Regions from separate parts of the Homo sapiens genome. Here region 2 is linked to region 1. A link is a contact called in ENCODE Hi-C data. All regions are on one chromosome and are shown on one strand. The core of a region is the stretch at or near the end of the contact, and the rest is flanking DNA. Distances in the headings are between cores, read along the strand shown. Region 1 has its middle 48 kb from the start of CTB-30L5.1. Region 2 overlaps PIK3CG (phosphatidylinositol-4,5-bisphosphate 3-kinase catalytic subunit gamma).

What was found. Hi-C counts contacts between places; a loop is a spot of excess contacts on that map. Pooled maps may share reads with other maps.
Region 2: a loop to region 1 is called in a pooled map, with 5 times the contacts of the local background. The contact joins two enhancer-like sites. A Hi-C loop is called at or near these places in 3 of 37 single-sample maps with no recorded cell type and 2 of 50 pooled maps.

The regions. Positions count from the first base shown.
Region 1 is chr7:106,548,153-106,553,617 of GRCh38, forward strand. No RefSeq gene overlaps it. Among named protein-coding and RNA genes, the nearest start is that of CTB-30L5.1, 48 kb to the right of the region's middle. RefSeq lists an enhancer at 4,719-5,018. Within about 2 kb of position 3,984, at least 2 of the 41 ENCODE cell types and tissues checked have a DNase peak (open chromatin) inside an H3K27ac peak, as active enhancers do.
Region 2 is chr7:106,892,458-106,897,959 of GRCh38, forward strand. All of the region lies in intron 10 of PIK3CG (phosphatidylinositol-4,5-bisphosphate 3-kinase catalytic subunit gamma), which reads left to right. Among named protein-coding and RNA genes, the nearest start is that of PIK3CG, 30 kb to the left of the region's middle. Within about 2 kb of position 2,919, at least 4 of the 41 ENCODE cell types and tissues checked have a DNase peak (open chromatin) inside an H3K27ac peak, as active enhancers do.

The DNA of each region.
Region 1 (5,465 bases), core at 2,734-5,233:
TCTGCATCTGTTCACAAGGCTGTGGCTGATATTTATGACTTCTGTCCTCCACTACCCATTCCATATTCTTTGTCCTCAGTCAGCACCTCGGGTGGTTGGGGTTCTTCTCTTGGTAGTTTGACTCACGTCATCTTTTCTCAAGGATTGAACTCTGGCTAGTCCTGCCTATGAGAGATTGCAGTGGTCTTCCAAAAACTTTTACTACAAGATATGGGGTACTGGGGGTACTACAGGGGAGCCAACATAATATTAATAGCAGGAAAACTAACCACGTCAGACCTGCCCCATTGTGTATAAAGTACACTATTTTTCCTTAGTCATTAAGAGCTCACCCTGGTTAATTCTTTTTTATTTTTTGCCTGTTTATCCAATGACATTAGGAGGTCAAGATGTCTGGGTAGCTGTCTTACCTCCAATTCAGCAGAACCACTGTCACATGCCCTGGTGGAAGCATCCCTTCTTTGGGCACTTGTGCTCTATCTACCCCAGCAGGGGCCAGTGTCATGGGGATAAGAAGCAATATTTTATGAGTCTATCATGAGGAGTAATAGTGAAAGGTGCCACTTCCACTTCCATCCTCAGTTTCCTGGCACATGATTTGGCCAAGGGTACAACTGGTAGAGTATTTATTGTATAGGAGTGAAAGAGGCCTTTGTCAAATTTGTTTTCACAAAGTTTATCAACAGCTTATTGTTTATAAAGCCACTGAACCATGCTTTAAAATGATTAATTGTCAGAATTCAATATTTTTCCACATGAATTTGTGTTACCTTTGGGATTTTTCAATAAAAATGCAACTGTCTAAAATCCCTAGGCATTATTTCAGTGATATCATAATCATGGAATCAACAGAGGATGAACCCATGAAAATATAGAGAATCTTACACTTCTTTTAGAAATTGGGTATCCACATGAAGAAGTAGAAATGTGACATTATAACTACCATTTTGGAATGATGCTTTGTATTAGTCAGCTTAGCCTAGATTGATGACAGCCCCCAAATCTCAAAGGCTTACAACAGCAACCAAATATTTTTTGGTCACAGTAGATGTCAGCTGCATTAGCTATGATTCTGCTCTCCATTTTCAACCTAGGACCAAGTTGGAGTACCAGCCCTTTCACATCTTGGGATATAAATCTCAAGTGGTGAAGGGGAAAAAGAAAGAAAATGTTAGAACCTCATGAAGGCTCTTAATATCTTTCACTAAAATGCCATGTGTCACTCTCACCCACATTGGCCAAAGCCAGTCAGAGGGCCTGATGTGGAGTAGGGAGCATCTTGATGCCAGTGGGAGAGGAAGCTTATGCCTCTCAAATAATTGGGAACAGTAATGCAAGCTGTCCCATGCCCTGACATGAATATTTACTCCACTCAAGGCAAAGTAGTGCAATCTAAGCTGAAACTACTTTAAAAATGTTTAAAGCTTTTTATTTGGTTGGATAAAATAGATTTAAAAGAACAATCTTAAATCTTTTCTTGGGGCAGTACATTTTCTTAATATTTTTCTTCCATAAAAGGCAGTAATCAGGAAGCTTTTATTATCATAGTTGATTGGTTTTAGAACTTCAGTATAACAGTGCCGTCCAGAGCATGAAGAAGATGGCTTTTCAGTCTCTGTTGGTACATCGTCATGAGCCCTAGGATTTACACAAGAGAGTTTTTACTCACATTAATATTCTGAGAGGTTAAGTAAATTTCCTGAGGTCGTGGTCATATTAACTGGTGCATAATGGATTCAAACCAAAGATGATTCCAATATTTAATATACTAATCTTTCCATTTCATATTGATAAAGAAATCCTTGTTATTTGCTTGTTACTGTGTGAGATAAGAAGTTCCATGTTTTCTGTATGTCTTTAATGATCTTCAACCTCCTTTGGGACTCTACTTAAGATAAGCCTATGTCCTTAATTATGTCACCATGGATTCTGCCCTGGTGTATTCTGCCTTATGTTTGTGATTACATAGTTTGACTACAAGCTTGGAAAAGAAAGACCTAATATGATGCCTTGAATCAGCTGCCACTACATATACCAGAATATATTGTATTGCTTCCACTGAAAATTTTGATGTTATATTTCATTAATTCACCACTCTGGGTTGATCGAAAAGTACTCTAAGATTCTGTAACAGATCTATAGTTACTGAATGTGTGTGAAAGGAACAAATCAAATTGTTTTCCAGCTTGCAGGATGAATTATCTTCCTATAAAGGGTACCTATTATAAGGAAATTTTTCTTATAAATTTCAGCAGGCAGCTCCTAATTTACCTTATTCATTTTATACAAAACACATTGAGAAACTGTTTGCATGAAGTCATTGATTAGAAGTTACGTCTGGAATTGCTGTTTTAAAATACTCTAAAGGGATATCTTTTATAGGCTTTACTACTTAACACAGCCCACCAAAGAATGTTTCCCCATGAGCAATAACTAGGAATCTTAGTTTAACATATATATTGAATTTCTAGAATTATTTTGGCAGAGGAACACTTGCAATAGATACCTCATCAACAGGACTTTAAATAGCCTTGCCGACCCAGGGTTTTTAAAAAAGAATTTGGGGAGATCAGGAACTTAAAATTATTCTAAATGTCATCTGAAAAAAATACATACATGGAATGACCTGGAAAGGAGGAGGAAAAGGTAAAGGAGAAGGAAATAAAGAAGACTTGTTTGCCAACTAGAAAAACATTATTATAAAGTTACAGAAATTAAAAACCATCACTGAGCCAAAAGCAGGGAGACAAATCAATGTAACAGAATACAATGCCAAAACAGTCCTATAAATATGAGAATTTGGTATATAATAAGGGTATCATTTCAAATCTGTAGAGAAAACATGGTCCCTTTAATAAATGATATTGTGAAAACTGGCTAGTGTTTTAGGGTAAAACATTTGGATTTCTGTATCATTCCTTTGCCAAAATAAGTTCTGAATGGATCAATGACTTAAATATTTAAAAATAAAATTAAATATAAAAAGTACTTATTATGGATTAATATTTTTATCATGTAATTTCCTTGACTTTTCTGCATTTGTTGTTAAGGTGCATGTTTCATCGAAGCAAGGACCATCTTTACTTCAGTCACCATTGCATCTGTAATTCCTAGCATATCATCAGGCGCCCTCAGAAAATAGCTGTCAAAGAGCTAAATGAAAAAATTAATAGTTTACCAGACATAATTACTAGACACTATTGTTTCTTACAGTGGTCTGCATATCCATCTGTCCTGTTTAAGAAACTTATGGATAGAAGGGAACCTAACCATTCACATTCATCACTTGTAGGGAAAAGATCAATGAAAAAAACTAAATATCTCCTGAGGTCGATTATGGGGGTAAATAAGACTTGGGTAGGCTTCTCACCACTCAGCCAAAGAATACAAGCTTAACAAGAGTCAGTTATGTTGAATTACTGACATGCTGACATGCTGAGATTTTGCCTTTTCTATCCCCATCAGATTAACTGATAGCTTACAAGGCAAAACAGAAATCATTCTGGAGTCTCATGTCTACACCTGAGCATCAGTCTTTTTTTTTTTAACCCACAAACACTGGTCTTTGCAAGGTACTATAGTTCACTCCCCTGTCATAGAATACCTACATCTCTGTTATACATGACTTATAATGAGACTCTTCAATATGGCATTCTCTTGTTGATCAGCTGCCATGGCATTCATTCAGTATGGTAGAGAAGAGCACATTGATTGTTATTGCTATTGGCTAAATTTCCTGACACCTTGTCAGAATGACAAATGAAGGAAGCAGCAAGTCCTCACACAACCATGACTTCTTAGGCAGCATCACCTGGGGTTTCAACACCAGTAGTTATAGCAGGTAGACCATGAGCTTTGGGCCAAGACATGCCCAGTTCCAAACCCTAATTTAGACACATCCTAGAACCACAACAAGGTTTTTCCTTACTTGAAAGACTTTGTCAAAGGCTTGTTCCTGCTAGCTGACTCACTGCTGATACAGGACACGAGGAACCCCAGACATCCCACCATTCCTCATTTGGTGTCTGCCCACTTACACAGAACCCTGTCTGCCTCTTCTCTTGAGCCAGGCCCAGGTGGTAGGGAGCCACATTAAGAATGGTGGACAAAGAATGATAAACTCTCTCAAGCCCATTCCAGGACAATCCAAGTAATCTAAAGGAGGATTCATACAGGAAAACAAGTTAATACAATTAACCAGAATGAAGGGGTAAACTAGAGAGTTGGAAGGAAAGAGAGGAAAAAAACATAAGCAAAAGCTGAATGGTTGGGTGGTTCAAGGCCTAGATACTTTCATTAGGCCTGGAATTAAGTGGAAAAGCAATTCAGCTGCCTTCTGCATGAGAGAAAGAGAGAGGAGCCCGCATAAAGGCCATTTATGGTCCAGGACAGAGAGATGAAAGAAAGAGAATTTTTAGAGCCTGACAGAGAAGTTAGGAGGGAACAGTAGTAAAAAAGAGGGAAATTAGATAAGAAGACATTTTGAAGAAACACATAATTTGTTTATGTTTAAATATTTTATTCTTTGTGTGGTCTCAGTGGAAAATTGCCAAAGGGATGATGTGTTTTACTTGCTTCACAAAGGGCCTTGCACAGGGCCCCATGCACGCTTCCCATCCTTTATGGCTGACTCCTGCAATACATGTCCCCTAAACTCAGAGAACTCCCTTGAGGATCTCTTGTGTGGCCATTGCCCACATTGCTCTGGGATATCATGAGCATTGTTGCCTTGTACAGCTTTGCGGTTTACAAGAGAGTCGCTAAACATTTCACCAAAGTCATTCTGAAGATCCCCTTTCAACAGTTTCATGCAATGGCGATTTTCACTTCTGCAAAACTGCAATGAAGGCCACATCATCTTTTTTCAAGGTCTGTGAGTCACTTGAGATTATGGCTGTTATTAATAGACTGCAAAATCAACCATCTCCTTCTTCACCTCAGCCAGTCAGTTGAGCATTCAATATGTATTGAGAACCTATAATGCCTTTGCCTTCAAGAGGCACAGGTCAGTTCTGTCCTCAAGAAGCTGCCCCCAAGGTGTCCAGCTATGTTCCTATCTGGAGGGAGGAGAAGGCCATCCTTAATCTTTGGGGCTGATGAGTCCAGCGCTTCTTCAACATTTCCTGTCTCATAAACCCCTCCCCTCCCATTACTTTCTCTGAAAAAGTAATTTGATATTCTGGGAGAAAGGAGGAGTTTGGAGGGCAGGAGAGGTTTCCCACACCCCCAAATCATTCCAAGATGTCACTAAGGGCAGTCCTCTTTAATTCTTCATCTGCTGCTTTGGGGCATCTACCATTTGCTCAGTGGCACCATCTCACATGAAATCAAATATCCTCAAAATCCATCAACTGACGTCTTCTGTTGGAAAGGGATAACTTGGGTCTACTTCATTGGAACCTTCAAATTTAAGACTCTTGCCTAAGACTGTGGGTTGCTCTTCCATTACCACACCAATCAAATCA
Region 2 (5,502 bases), core at 1,669-4,168, 340 kb after region 1:
TTTTCCCAGTTTGGCCCCTTTCAAATACAGTTGTTCCCTAATTCATCCTGATTTTAAAGTAGTGAATCTTGTCCAATATTGAACTTGGCTTCTGAACATTAAGCATTCATCCATCTTATATATGCAGATTATCTGTAGTGTATCAGACACTGCATTGGGCATAGGTGAGACAATAGAGCATGGCCCCAGAACATGGCAAGAAAGCTACTTACACAACTTTGTGCCAAGAAATACCTTGTGCTAAGAGTGTCCACAGTGGTTTGCAGAGGGAGCAATTAATCCTGCCCTAGAGGATAGAAAAGGGCTATTCAGAGAAGCATGTGTTTTTCTCAGGCCTTAAGGGATGAATTCAGTTTCATTTTTCCAGGCAGATACAGGGAAGGGAGGGAACATCCAGACAGAAAGAACAGCACGAGCAAGTGCATGAAGTTAGAAAAGTACATACAATCAGTATTTAGGAACAAGAAGTATATTTACCTGGTATGGATAGAAAGTGGTATTTCTGGAAGTGTGTAGTAGAATTTGAGTCAAGAAAGGAAATTTGGGTCCAACTTGAAGCAGTACATAGGCTGGATTAGAGAGGTGGAGGGTAGAGCAAAGCAAAGAAGTCATTTGGAGCTCATTCGATTAATCACAAATAACCATAATTAAGGTCTATTATAGGTCAAGCAGGAGATGACCAGTTCATCTGTCACCCATAATGTACTGAGCTGATAAAGGATTCCGTCTTGGGATCTGCACCCCGACCCACTGACTAGGCCAGGCTCAGGCTCCCCTGTCTCAGTGTGAAGACTTTCAGTACTCACTATCTCTCCATGTTATGCACTGGAAGATATCCTCAAAGAAGGGTCTGATTTCAGCCATTTGTAGGAGTTTGAATATGTTGGTGTGATATCTCCCCCATATGCAGACTTGTGCGGCTTGTCAAACTGTTAGGACTTTATTAAGCTTGTCAAATTTAAATTACTATTCTGGAAAAGATACGAATCCAAAACTGGAAAGATAATAACCTTTTAATTGACATCATTCTCTCAATATTTAGTTTCTTTCAGAACATTTTGTCTAACATAGAATATTGTCAGGGACATTGTTTACCATATTACAAAACATACTCTCTCTATTAAGATCTTCTTGTGAAAATTCTACTGGTCTCAGTTTCTAGAAAAGCTGTGCTTCTCCTAAATAGAGATGTTTTCTTTTAAATTTTCTGAACATTGACTACAGTTAACAGATTATGTCCTTTTAGCTAGAGATATATTTGAAGACTTCCTATAGCAAGTACTGTCATGCATTGCTTAACAGTGGGGATACATACAGAGAAATGCATCATTAGGCAATTTCGTCATTGTGTAAACATCAGAGTGAACTTACACAAACCTAGGTGGTAGTCTTCCACACACCTAGGCTATATGATATAGCCTATTGCTCCCAGGCTCCAAACCTGTACAGCATGTTACTTACTGAATACTGTAGGCAGTTGTGACACAATGTTATGCACTTGTGTATCTAAACACATCTGAACGGAAAAGGAACAGTAAAAATATGGAATTATAATCTTATGAAACAACTATGATAGATGCAGTCCATGGTTGACCAAAACATTGTTATGCAGTACATGACTGTATATAGGACTTGTGATGTACAGTTTTAAATTAGCCTCCTTCCCCAACCCATTGTGGATTGTTTCCTTTCCTTTTTTCAGCCAATTCTAACTAATGCTATTTTGACTTTTGTATCTCCAAATAGTCCACCTTAAATCCTTTTTGGAACAAGGCTGAAGGATAAATCACACACACACACACAGACACACACACACACCCCTACGTGCACGCTATCAGAATATTGACTAAAGTAGAATAGCTTATTGTAGCATTTAGGTTTCTAATGTGCTTCTAGCTAAATATTCGAGAAGATGACAGTACAGCCCTTCTCCTGGTAAACAGAGCTAGTCTGAGAATCACTTTTCAAGTACTTACAGATAAAAATCCTAATTCAAACTCATCAAATGCATGGCCAAGTACCAGACACACTCCTCTTTTGGATTTACCAGAAAGTGTGCTCTCATGCACTGTTAGGTCTAATAATCAGTGACCTTCTCTGTTTTGCCAAAATAATTCCTAAAGACTGGCTAGCCAATGCATTGATTTTTATTAAAAAAACAAAATAACAAAATAAAATTCTCTGCCTTTGACTGGAATGATTTTTATCCATTGTCTCCTTCCTCTAGCAGACAGAGGCAACATTACTATTTAGGAAAAGTAAGTGGAGGTTCCACTTCATTTCTAGATGAAAATGGAGGATTTTGATGTTAAGTATTTCATGTGACCTCAGACAGTCTGTAGCAGCCACAGCTCATCAGTGGTTAATAAATTAGTAGATTGTATATAAAAGTAGTTTGTTTTCAGTTTAGTGAACTGATAGTTGGGGCAGTTAGCAAATCAAGTAAAAGTTTGGGCCCTGAAATGATAATGAATTCCTTTGTTCCCAAGACTTCTAAGGGCAGTAGCTTTGTAAAAACAATTCTTTCTGTTAGTACTAGATGCTATAATTAAGGCATTTGAATCAACAATGAAATTGAGAGCAGATGTACTACGTAGGCTCAATCTATTTATTAGCTACTAATGGAGAATGTTCTAGCTAATGGCATTAATAATAATGTAATGTTCCCCACATTTGTAGTCATTAACAAGTGCATTAAACCAAGTCCTCGAAGTCAGATTTTTCCCTTACTCTTCTTCTCTCAATAATACAAATCCTTCAACAGTCAGTTGAGAAGGAGAGAATGAGGATGTTTGAGGTCAAGGAGAGGCAGCCCTGGCAGAAGGGAAAATTACAGCCAGTAACTTCTGTGTTCTGTGTTTTCCCCTGAGCTCCCCAGGCCACATCCTCATAGTCCCTGAAACCACAGGCCTCTAGGCCAAGGTAGTGTCAGAACACTCCCACAGACCCTGTGGCTGAGTCCAAAAGGCAGAAATGAAACTTCTGGGACTGAGCGGGCAGGGCAGGTGCTCGGCTGTGCCCCCCAGGGTGAGAGAACCACCTGCAGGAAGCCAGTGTTGCTGTATGCTTCCATCCTGCCCACCTCAGTGGGCCAGCACCATGACAGCCTCCCTTTGACACTGGTTGGAGTGAGGCTTATCCCCAACTCCAACCTACCTCACCCCCTAGGCCTTTACTAAGAGACCTTGTGGGCAGATGGTCTAGAGGGACAGTGAGCCCCTTAGCGTTGAACAGTATGTGTATTCAATAATGCAGCTCCTCGTGGTATTGATTAGTAATCATAGCCAACTACTTATGTAGCACTTAAATCTCACCACAACAACATGAAATGGGTATCATTCTTATTATTCTTAATCTATATTTAAAAGAGGTTAAGTGACTTCTCCAGTGATATATAGTTTACCAGTAATAAAGCCAAAATTAGAATTCATTCAGCTTGATGTGAATCTGTGTTGTTAACCACCACAGCACACTGCCTTTCAGCAAAGGCTGATTAAAGCTGCACCAAGTCTCTAAGTGTGTACAGCCCATCAGAATCTCGACACTGTGTTTGACAAGCATGGGACGTGCAGTTAAACTGGGGAAGAAATTTCTTTCTCATAGAAGAGATCCTTGTGTGTGAAAATTAGAACTATCTGAATAAATTAGAATCAACAGAAATTCTTTATGTGAGTGAAATAGCCTTCGAGAAAAGCAGGACAGTTATTTCCTTTAACGCCTCTCCTTGGGTACAGCAGGGATAGGTGAATTCCTGCATCACTGCTTAACAAGTATTTACTGAGCACCAGTGGATTGGTGTTATAATAACTTGGCCTCAGGTTAATTTCCCTCCTTGAAAATGTTCTATTAAAAAGAGTTTGACCACACAGTGGGCTCACACAGCAGGGGATTTATGTGGATCCCCCAGTGTATGGAAGGACAGAAAATAATTAAAAATCAGAATGTACTCTAATTCAAAACCAAAAGGCGTCCCCATCTATGTCCTTGTGAAAATTGTGCAAGTTGGCAAATTAATGAGGCTGTTGCCTGGGGTGAAGTCTGCACTTAGCCTGTATAATTACTAAGAAATGAGAGAGACCTCAGTGGGTCCTACGGATGAGCAAAAGAAAATAATTTCCGGACATAAGTGGAGTCATTAAGAATGCAAGAGCACTAATGCACTGGGGCCACTTCCAGGGGACAAGTGATGGCTGGGCAGCAGCAGCAACAGCCCACACAAGTCTCCCGCTTCTTGGTGAACAGGGAGGAAATGCAGAGGGGATGGTAGGCAAGGGAGAGGACTGACGTTTATTGAGCCTTCACTATGTACCGGCCTCCATGCTGGGCGCTTTATGTATATTGTCTCACTTAGAAAATGCCAGAATATTCCATGGGTTTTGTATTGCTTAGGATGATGTGTACCCTGCCCAGCCTTGACATACAGAATGACACAAGCCTGACCTCAATTATCATTGCAGTTACCCTACCACACACAAATGTCACAGACAATATCAGCTAAAAGCAAAAGAAAACTCACTATTAATATTTTGTCCTATAAATTTATATTCTTTTTTCTATATAAATATTTTGTGTTAATTTACCAAAATGGGATGCATTGTTTTATACCTACCTCTTAAACACTTTTACATGTTTATTAAATATCCTTCTACAGTATCTTTCTAGTAGTTCCAGGACATGCAATTTTAAGTACTTTTTGTGAATCTTTTTTTATCAGTCCCCTATTGTAGGACATTATTAATAGATTGCTTTCAAGTTTCCACAATTTTAAACCATGTTCTAATGAACATCCTTATAGATAAATCACTGCAAAATTATTCAGTATTTTTAAAGATAGATTCCTAGCATGGAAGTTGCTGGGTAAAAGGATATAGATGTTTTTAAAGCCAGGTTTATTGAGGTATGTTTTACATAGAGTAAAAATCACCCTTTCTTTTATTTTTGGCTGGGGGTACATGTGAAAGTTTGTTACATAGGTAAACACATGTCACAGGGGTTTGTTGTACACATCATTTCGTCACCCAGGCATTAAGCCCAGTACCCAATAGTTATCTTTTTTGCTCCTCTCCCTCCTCTCATTCTCTCCCCTCAAGTAGATCCCAGTGTCTGTTGTTTCCTTCCTTGTGTTCATAAGTTCTTATCATTTAGCTCCCACTTATAAGAGAGAACATGCAGTATTTGGATTTCTGTCTCTGCATTAGTTTGCTAAAGATAATAGCCCCCAGCTCCATCCATGTTCCCGCAAAAGACATGATCTCATTCTTTTTTATGGCTGCATAGTATTCCATGGTGTATATGTACCACATTTTCTTTAATCAGCCTATCATTGATGGGCGTTTAGGTTGATTCTGTGTCTTTGCTATTGTGAATAGTGCTGCAGTGAATATTTCTGTACATGCGTTTTTATGGTAGAATGATTTCTATTCCTCTGGGTATATACCCAGTAATGGGATTTCTGGATCAAAATGGTAGTCATGCTTTTAGCTCTTTGAAGAATCGCCACAT